Regions from separate parts of the Mus musculus genome. Here region 1 is linked to region 2. The links are chromatin contacts, found by POLR2A ChIA-PET in ENCODE. All regions are on one chromosome and are shown on one strand. Each heading gives the region's core, a stretch centred on a gene start or an enhancer-like site at or near the end of the contact. The rest is flanking DNA. Distances are from core to core; before and after follow the strand shown. Region 1 holds the start of Relt (RELT tumor necrosis factor receptor). Region 2 holds the start of Fam168a (family with sequence similarity 168, member A).

Region 1 (4,603 bases), core at 1,757-4,256, 160 kb before region 2:
TAATTAGGCTCCTTTGGAACCAAGGGTGCAGGAAGGGGACATGTGTACTCTTAGGAACCTGTGCTGTGAAGGTGACTTCCACAGAGATTGAGAGTGACCTTCAGGGGTTGGGTGCCCCAGTTTTCAGAGGTGGATACTGACAGAGTTTCTCAGAGAGCTGTTAGTAGAGATGGGCCTGCACCTTCTTGGGAAAGTCAGACTAGTTGTCAGTCCAAAGCCTACGTCCCTATTGGACTATTAAGCGGTACTGGAAATACCATTATCTGGAATTTGAAAATCGGGATATAGAAGGTACATATTGCCGGGCAGTGGTGGCACACGCCTTTAATCCCAGCACTTGGGAGGCAGAGGCAGGCGGATTTCTGAGTTCGAGGCCAGCCTGGTCTACAAAGTGAGTTCCAGGACAGCCAGGACTACAGAGAAACCCTGTCTCGAAAAACCAAAAAAAAAAAAAAAAAAAAAAAAAAAAAGAAGAAGAAGAAGAAGAAGAAGAAGAAGAAGGTCTGTATTATACCAATAAAACATTTCAAAAAAGGCTGAGAGATGGCTTGCTCCGTAAACTGCTTGTGACCTGAGTTCAGTCCCTAAAACCTAGGTCTATAAATAAACAAAAATAAAATAAAGGCTGGAGAGATGGCTCAGGGGTTAAGAACAGTGACTGTTCTTCCAGAGGATCCTGGGTCAATTCCCCCACTGACATGGAGGTTAACAATTGTATATAACTTCAGACGCCCTCCTCTGGCCTCCTTGGGCACTTGGCTTTCAAGTGGTGCCCAGACATATATGCACACAAAATGCTATACACATAAAATATAATAGAAAATTAAAACAAAATAAAACTGAGGAAAACGGTCACAGTGAAGCTTACCTTTCACCACAGCAGGCAGGAGGCAGAGGCAGGCGGGTCTCTGTGAGTCTGAGGCCAACTCAGTCTACATACATGGCGATGGCTCAATAAGGGGACTGTGTCTCAAAAAGAGAAAAACAAAAACTCGGAAGCAGAGAACATTCAGGCAAGTCTGAGCACGTCACTGCTCCCCAGTGGGTTTCCACCATGGACTGTGATGTGGGGCTCTGGGCCCATCCCCAGATTTGGGGGAGCACAGTTGACATTGAATGTATTGGTTTGTTTTTGTTTTTTGTTTTTCCAGGACAGGATGTCACTTTGTATCCTTGGCTGGCTTGCAGTTCACTATGTAGACCAGGCTGGCACAGAACTCAGGGAGATCTGGTTGTCTCTGCCTCCAGTGCTCTGGGGTTAGAAGCACAAGTCACTAGGCCTGCTGCGCTCATGATTTTGACACCAGTAACGTGGAACTTTTTCTGCCCTGTCCCCAAAACCTGGGCTCAGCCAGGTTAATGGAAACTCTCCCCTCCCTCTCGTCTCTCAGGTGTCCAGTTCTCCTCCTGGAATTTCCCAGGCTCTGGGGACCTGACCTTTCCTTTCCTTTCCTTTCCTTTCCTTTCCTTTCCTTTCCTTTCCTTTCCTTTCCTTTCCTTTCCTTTCCTTTCTGTGGCTCAAATTCTATGACTTAATTTGTTTACCAGCCCACCCATTCCCAACAGACATATTTACTTCCTCAACCTCTTCCGTGAGCTGTGATTATCCTGATTCCAGCCAGGCCTCTGTCTCCCGCACTGGGCTCCTCTGTGCTGTCCGAGTTTCATCTCATCCTGCTCTCCTGGCCACCTTAGATTCTTTGAATGATGCTGGGGGAGTGGGAAGGTAACGGAAGAGAAGGCTGTGGGAGCTGAGATGTGCTACTGCTAGTGCCACCGCACCACTACTGCTACTACCACCGCACCATACCACACACGGGCCCAGTTTATAACCATTGCAAGAGTGCAATGGTTACTTACTGCCTGGCTTCTACAACGATGTCTCATAGTGTTGGTCACTCTTTTTGTGTTTGCTTGCTTGTGAAACAATGTCTCCATATGTAGCCCAGGCTGGCTTGGAACTCAGGAGCTTCCTGCCTCTGCCTCCCAAATCCTGGCCTCCCAGTCCGTTACTTCTCCTGTCCTCCACTGGACACTGCGATGGCTGGCATTGGTGATAGAAGAGTGGGACCGCTGGTGTTAGGGGAGAGGATTGTCATTGTCATACCTACTTGGGGGAGGAACCAGCTACCCTGAAGGAAGGGGTATTTAGGCCAGGTTCCAAAGGAATTCACCAGGTGAGCATTCCTTATAGTCTCTCTTATTAGCTAGGTGGGGGATTCTAGAAACCAGCTTGGGTCTCATCCAAGACACTGAGGGTGCTCTTACCCACAACCAATTCCAAAGACTATTCCCAGGCAGTGGCAGCTGTGGCCCTAGTTACACAGGCAATGGTGACAGGATCTGAGTAGCATTCATGTCTCAAGCACCTTTTCGCTGCATCACACAAGCCCAGATTTCTTGGTTCGGAGCACACACACACACACACACACACACACACACACGCCCGCACGCGCGCGCGCACACACACACACACACCACACACACACACACACACACACACACGCCCGCACGCGCGCGCACACACACACACACACACACCACACATACACACACACACACACACACACACACACACACACACACACACACACGGCCGCGCCTCCCTGATGCGCCCCAAGGGATGCATGCGCACACACACACACACACACACCACACATACACACACACACACACACACACACACACACACACACACACACACACACACACACACACACACACACACACACACACACACACACACACACACACACACACACACACACACACACGGCCGCGCCTCCCTGATGCGCCCCAAGGGATGCATCTGAAGAACATCCTAGTCGTAGCCCCTGCAGTTCCTAGGAGGCTCAAGAGGTGGCGATGCGGAGCAGCGTGGCCTGGCGGGAGAATCGTGAGCCCTTGGCCCGCAGAGGGGCTCGGGGTTAGGGGCCGCAAGTCGGAGCTCTGACGTCGGGGGCGGGGCCAGAAGCCGTGACGCGAGGGGAGGGGCCGCGCAGCTTCCCGGCCAGGCCGGCGATTCATTCAAAAGGCGCGCAGGCTGCGCGGCCGGCCCCGAGCGCTCGCCTAGCGGGGCCCCGGCGCCGCGTCGGACGCTGAGCGAAGCTGGTGCTGCGGGCCAGGTAAGGAGGGTGCGCACGGCCCTCAGCCCCGCTCCGCTGCTCCGAGGAAGTTCTCCTGAGCGGCGGATGCGTCAGCCCCGCTCTCCTGCCCAGTCCCGTCCCATCCTGGTGCTGTCTACGCGTCCCGGAGCCCCCGGGCTGCGCGTCCTCCCGGCACCGCGCGCGGCGCAGTCTGTCAGAAGGTGCGCGAGAGGAAGCAGCGGAACTTGGCGTGCAAGGGGTCGGGGGAGCCCGGGAAACTTGGACTGACACCAAAGGCCGGCTGCGGGACGGGACGGCGGCGCCTCGGTGCGGCTGCAGCGCGGGGCGGCCGGGAAGGGGGGGGGTGTTCTGAACGGTGTCAGCCAGTGACTGTGGGTGACACGGCGCATGAGGCGGCCTGGCCCGGGCGAACGTGTGGCTGGGACACTGGGCGGTGACGCCGAGCCTAGCGGGCGACACAGAGGGGCTCTGTGTGTGAGGCAGGCAGAGTGTGTGTGATTGTGTATGTGAGAGACCCCAGGTCACTGGGGTCACTGTGTGTGGCCGGCCTGTAGTGTGACCCGGGCTAGTTGTGAGTATAAGGTAGAACAGAGGAACCCTAAATAACTTAAGCAAGCCCTGAATCACGGGGTCATAGGGTGCATGTGGGACGGGGTGGGGGGGGAGGGAGGAGAGAGAGAGAGAGAGAGAGAGAGAGAGAGAGAGAGAGAGAGAGAGAGAGAGACTGTCTGCCTGCCTGCCTGCCTAGGATAGAGTAAGACAAGGAGGAACCTGACACCTTCCAGTGTTTGAGGGGCCAAGGAAGATCAGGAGTCTAGGGAATAAAGATCTCTCTCCAAGACACCCTTAGAGTTCAGTTTAGTGAGTTTGCACGCAGACATGACCTAGCAGAGGAAGCCAGAATTGGGTGGGCTAGCCCCTCTGGCACAGAGAAGACCTGAGGTGGTCTCAGTCTCCACTCCACTCCACGCTCACACACACACACACACACACACACACACACACACACACACACTGAAGTCCCCAACATCTAGCAAGGCACTGTGTATTCTGTTTTGTGATCAGATCTACCCCTGCTAAGCCTCAGTCTCCCAGTCTGCAGAGAGGTGTGAATAGCCTGTGAATCATCACTTTGGGATCCTCTATTGTTTTTGGGTCAGTCTTCTCCATTCTCCTCTCCCCTCCAGACAGAAAGACTGCAGTGGGGGTGGGGGCAGGCGTCTGCTTGTGACACAATGGAGTGGTCCAAGGTTCCCATGTGTTGGTGAACAGTTGGAAACAGTCTTGCTCACAGTTGGTCAAGAAGATGTCAGGCTCCCACTCAAAAGCCACTGGCCCTTTAGATACTGAAACCTCAATCCAAAGACACTTCTCTACCCAGGTCTCCTTTTTCAGCCCCCTGGTTGGAAAGAGAGGGAATATTTGTTCTCCGGCAATGAATGGTCTGTTCTGATCTGGTCTTGGAGTTCTTGCTTGGTCTCTGGAAAAGGCCATTC
Region 2 (4,539 bases), core at 1,428-3,927:
AATTCAAAAAAAAGACATTTCTAATTCCATGGATAATCCACCCTCTAAATGGGCATTTTTATGTGTTCGATTATAAATACCAAGAAAAATGCTTTGCTTTCTAGCTGAACACTAAAACGTTAACAGAAAAAAGAAAGTATTTTTAATTCCCATTGAGATCAATTTTATCTCCTTTCCATTTCTCCTCTTTTTTCCCTAGACTACACTCTAATCAACAGCCACGTCAAGTTTAACATATTAGAGTTAATGAAATTAAACCTGAAAACAGTCTTCCTGAAGACATACCCTCCTTACATTCCTCTGAGCCTTCCAACCCCAAGAATAAACTCATCGACAACCTTTACATCAAATTTCTGATGAACAGATGCAGTTATTCTCTTATGCAGTGTGCCTACATCAACAGCATCCTCTTAACAACAAAATATGGTTGCATGTTACACTTTTTATTCACACCTGACAGAATTCTGATCACCTGAATTTCTCTAGAAGAAAATTCAATTTGTAGAAACAGCCCAATTATTTAAAAGCTTATCATGTCAAGAGAATCGAATGAAAAATTCCATCAGTACCAAACCATCTCACCAAAGAATGAATATTTATTACATTTCTATATTTCCTGTCTTCTCTCTGTTTACATAAAGTGATGGTGCCAAGACTCATCTCAGGATTATTAGCCTGCAATACAATGATGGGCCTAATTGCCTTGCAAACCAGGACACCAATAAATGGAGACTTCAAGCAATCAATTTTATTGGGGGGAGGTGGGGCTTGCTAACCTCTTTCTGCATACATGCACCTTGCCTGCCTAGAAAATAAATTCAGTCTTCCTATTTTTCAGTCTCATTAATCAGTTCTCAAGCAAGAATGCACCCTTAACAACCTCAAGTTCATCAAAGTCTATTTAAATTCCAAATTCCGGGACTAGTTTCAGTTTACCAGGGGGAGGGGGAAAGGAGAAAGCAGAGACAGTTTCACCTTCTCCCACCTTTGCTTTGAGAGCCCCCAACTTTCCCTTTTTGACATAGGAACTGCAAGACTCCCCACTCTCCCTTAATTCTACCTTAAATGGCTCTCTCATAACTTTACCCTTGGGGCTGCTATTTCCAGACAATTCCAACGTAAAACAAAAAGGTCAAATTGATAGCATGAGATATCCTCTAGGAGAATCTTTAATGTACCTTCTCTGTCCCCTGTGAAGACCCTTCTAATGGTCTTGTTATTACTGTCTCTCACCCAAGCAGCTGATGTAAATGTTCTAACCCCTAAACCTCTGGTGTGTCTTGGAGGACATCTTAATCCTTCCTTTCCTAAATAAACTGACCCACTCCATCCCCGCTGCCACCTCACCACAGGTAACCAGCTTATCACAGACATTTCTTCTGCAAAACTGGCAGAGAGACATTTTCTTTATGATACCATCCACTAACCTTGCTCGACACCTGCCAGAATTATTTTAGTTGAGTCCAGCTGAGTAGTCTGACATATCCTCTACCTCCAACTTCCGCTCAGGGGAGCCACCTTGTTCCTTCCAGAGACTCTAAACTCATCCTAAATCCTTTTCCACTGAGCCCTCATCCCCAATTTCAATCCCTGTCTTCCTATTTGGGGCCCAACTTACAATTCACTCCCTCCTGTCAGCTTACCTCATCCATCCATCTCCTGTAGTTGGAGGTCTCATCACTACCAGTCCAAATTCAAACCTCCAGCAGCAGCCTACCTCAAGAAAACCCCAAACAATTCCTACCTCTTCTGTTCTCTCCAAGCCCTATTTCCGTAAGTATTCACAAATTCCATCATCCCCAGAAGACAACAGCCCATTTCAAGCTGGGGTCTCAACCCATGCCAAAGCCCTCACCCCCAGCTCCTACCATCTCCATCTTCCTTCCCCAGGTCCACCCCAAGTCCCACCTTCCAAAATTAGCACTCCCTAGAGTCCCATCCAACGTTTATATCCCACTGGCATTGAAATCATCTCCTTAGCCCCCACCCCGCTCTGATCACAAGCTGTCAACTGCTTCAGGCCAACCCCAAATCATCACCTTCATTCAGTCCCATCCCCCATTAAAAGACATCCCACTCCAATCTCACCTTCCACCTCGCCCCAAGACAATCCCAAATTCCACCTCAATACCCTACACACCCCATGCTCCTATCCCTGGTCTGGTTATCCCTCCATGTAAAGTCCTACCCCCTCACCCCCCTCCGCTACCCTCCCTGACCTGCTGCTGTCCCACCCTCACCCCACTCCCAGCCCGCGTACGGACAAGTCTCCCCCACCAGCCCGCCGTTCCATCGCCACCTCGGTCCCCTCCCCCAAGCCGGCGCGGGGGCCCTACAGCCCCCACCCTCGTTCTCCCCGGCGCCACCAGCCCTGGCTCCACGGGAGCGGGCCGGGGGGCGGAGGGGGGGTCTCCTCACCGGCGAGCTGCTGCAGACGAAAACCGCGGCGGCCGCAACTGAAGCGGCGATGCCCTTGTCTTCTCTGGAGGCTACAGCGGCGACGCTCTCGTTCCCTCGTCCGTGTCCAGTAGGGTGGTGGATGGCGCGCAGGGACGGGAGCCTCCTCCTCCTTCTCCTCAGCTACTCAGATCTGAATCCTCTGCAGTAGCCGCGGAGAAACCCGACAGTGGGGGAAGGGGACGCTCGGCTGCAGGCAAGAGAGGAGGAGGCGGAGGGAGGGGGCGGGGGACCGCTGAGAAGGGCGGGGGAGGAGGAGTCGGCGCGCTGTCCCGACACGTCCCACAGCCTCCGAGCTCTTGAACTACAACTCCCGGCATGCTCTGCCACGGCCCTGCGCGGCCTGGTTCTCCCAACCCTGCTCCGGTCCTGGACCGCACCCTCTTGGGTCACAGACAATGGACTCCCACGGGCTTTTGTAAACTCAAAGGCCTCTTGGGAGGGAAGTTGGATATTTCCGCAGCCTCATCTCCATGAAGCAAAACAACCTACACATGCACTCTTTTCCGCCCAAGGGACTACACCTCCCAGCATGCCGCACACAGTTTCCCATTCTCTCCTTCCGGACCCCTCTCAGACCCGGTACTACAGTTCCCAGGAGTGTGGTCCTTGCGAAATGCTGGGACATGCAGTTCTCAGTCCTTCCTCCATGTTAAGAAAAAAAGAAGTGAAAGAGAGAAAAAGGGGAAGGACTATTCCAACCCACTGAGCTTGGGCCTAGATTGGCTACATCACCTGTAATTCTGTACTCTCCTCGCCATCTCCGTTGTCACTGTCTCGCCAGAACTAATGCTGCATCAGCTTCCCTGGCATCCCTGAAAATCAGAGGACAAGTCTGCAACTTAAATCCTCATGTAAAAAGCACATTTGTTTACATTTACATTACTTATAAGTATTTAATCTAAAAAGATTATCAAAAATTTTTGGAAAACAATGCCCACGGTTATTATAGGAGGTTGTTGAATATGAGTTGAGAAGGATGTAGATATTCATCAATAGAGGGCTGATTTAATAAATAGTGATGTATGTATTCAACGTAATGCTAAGCAGCCATTTAAAATGATGGTAAATATCTTTAGACATGAAAGGCTTTTCACAATTTCTTGTCAGAGGGGCAAATTGATAGCAAAAACAGCAAGATTAGACAGGTTCGATTTATTTGAAGTTCGAGGATATAAAAGCGTAAAGATTTCAGTGAAGAGATTCTCCAAAATGTTATCAGTGATTATCTTAAAGAAAGAATTGTTAGGTTTCAGGTTCCTCTTATCTTTTATACTGTCTGAATTGTTTAAGGAAGCACACACCGTTTTTTAAACATAAAAGGTTATTTCATATGCATACACACACACACACACACACACACACACACACACATGCTTGCACGCACACACACAGATACAGCTATAGATATTCCAAATACAACAACCTCTTGATTTCCCACCTACAAACTTTCCTTGGGTCTTGTTTACCTAAACAGTGTTTCAGGACTGTGTGTCTACCTTTCTGTAAATCCCACTATTAAAATAATGGTAGTTGTGTACTGTATTAGTTACTTCTCTGGTTGCTGAGACAAAATACTTGATAAGAGCAATTTAAGGAAGGAAGGAAGGAAGGAAGGAAGGAAGGAAGGAAGGGTTTACTGTAATTTACAGTTTTATCTTAGGGAAGATAAGTGTCAGGTCCAAAAGAAATTCAGGACAAATAGTGACCTGTGGTGCCTGGCTATTAGCATACCAAAGAGCATTCTGACCTCCATGCACCGCTTAGTGATCCCTCAGTTTCATAAGAACCTGTTACAGACTCCTTGGCTCTAACATGACCCTAAATTTCTTCAGTTCATGGGCTTCCCCCCCCCCCCCCGGCTTCTCATTATCCTATAACCCTAATATTTGGGCTCTCTTGGCCTCCTCTCTCTTGCCCCTCTTTCTTGGTAAGCTCTTTCTCTTTCTTTCCCTGCCCCACCTCATAGCCAAGTCCATTCTGTTGGCCATGTTCATTCTACCACTCTTCTTTCTGCTCTGGATTCTTCCAGATGCCTCGAGCTGAACTCTCCCTCAGACCTACAGTAAAATCTCCCACTGA

The links. ChIA-PET counts read pairs that join two places held with the same protein, here RNA polymerase II (POLR2A).
Region 1: POLR2A ChIA-PET joins it to region 2 with 14 read pairs in Patski. The contact joins the promoter of Relt here to the promoter of Fam168a in region 2. POLR2A ChIA-PET finds 5 or more read pairs at or near these places in 5 of 5 experiments (Patski and embryonic stem cell).

The regions. Positions count from the first base shown.
Region 1 is chr7:100,861,816-100,866,418 of GRCm38, reverse strand. It overlaps Relt (RELT tumor necrosis factor receptor), which reads left to right and starts at 3,006. Exons shown (of 11, transcript NM_177073.6): 1 at 3,006-3,125.
Region 2 is chr7:100,704,773-100,709,311 of GRCm38, reverse strand. Fam168a (family with sequence similarity 168, member A) reads right to left here and starts at 2,677. Exons shown (of 9, transcript NM_001362169.1): 1 at 2,419-2,677.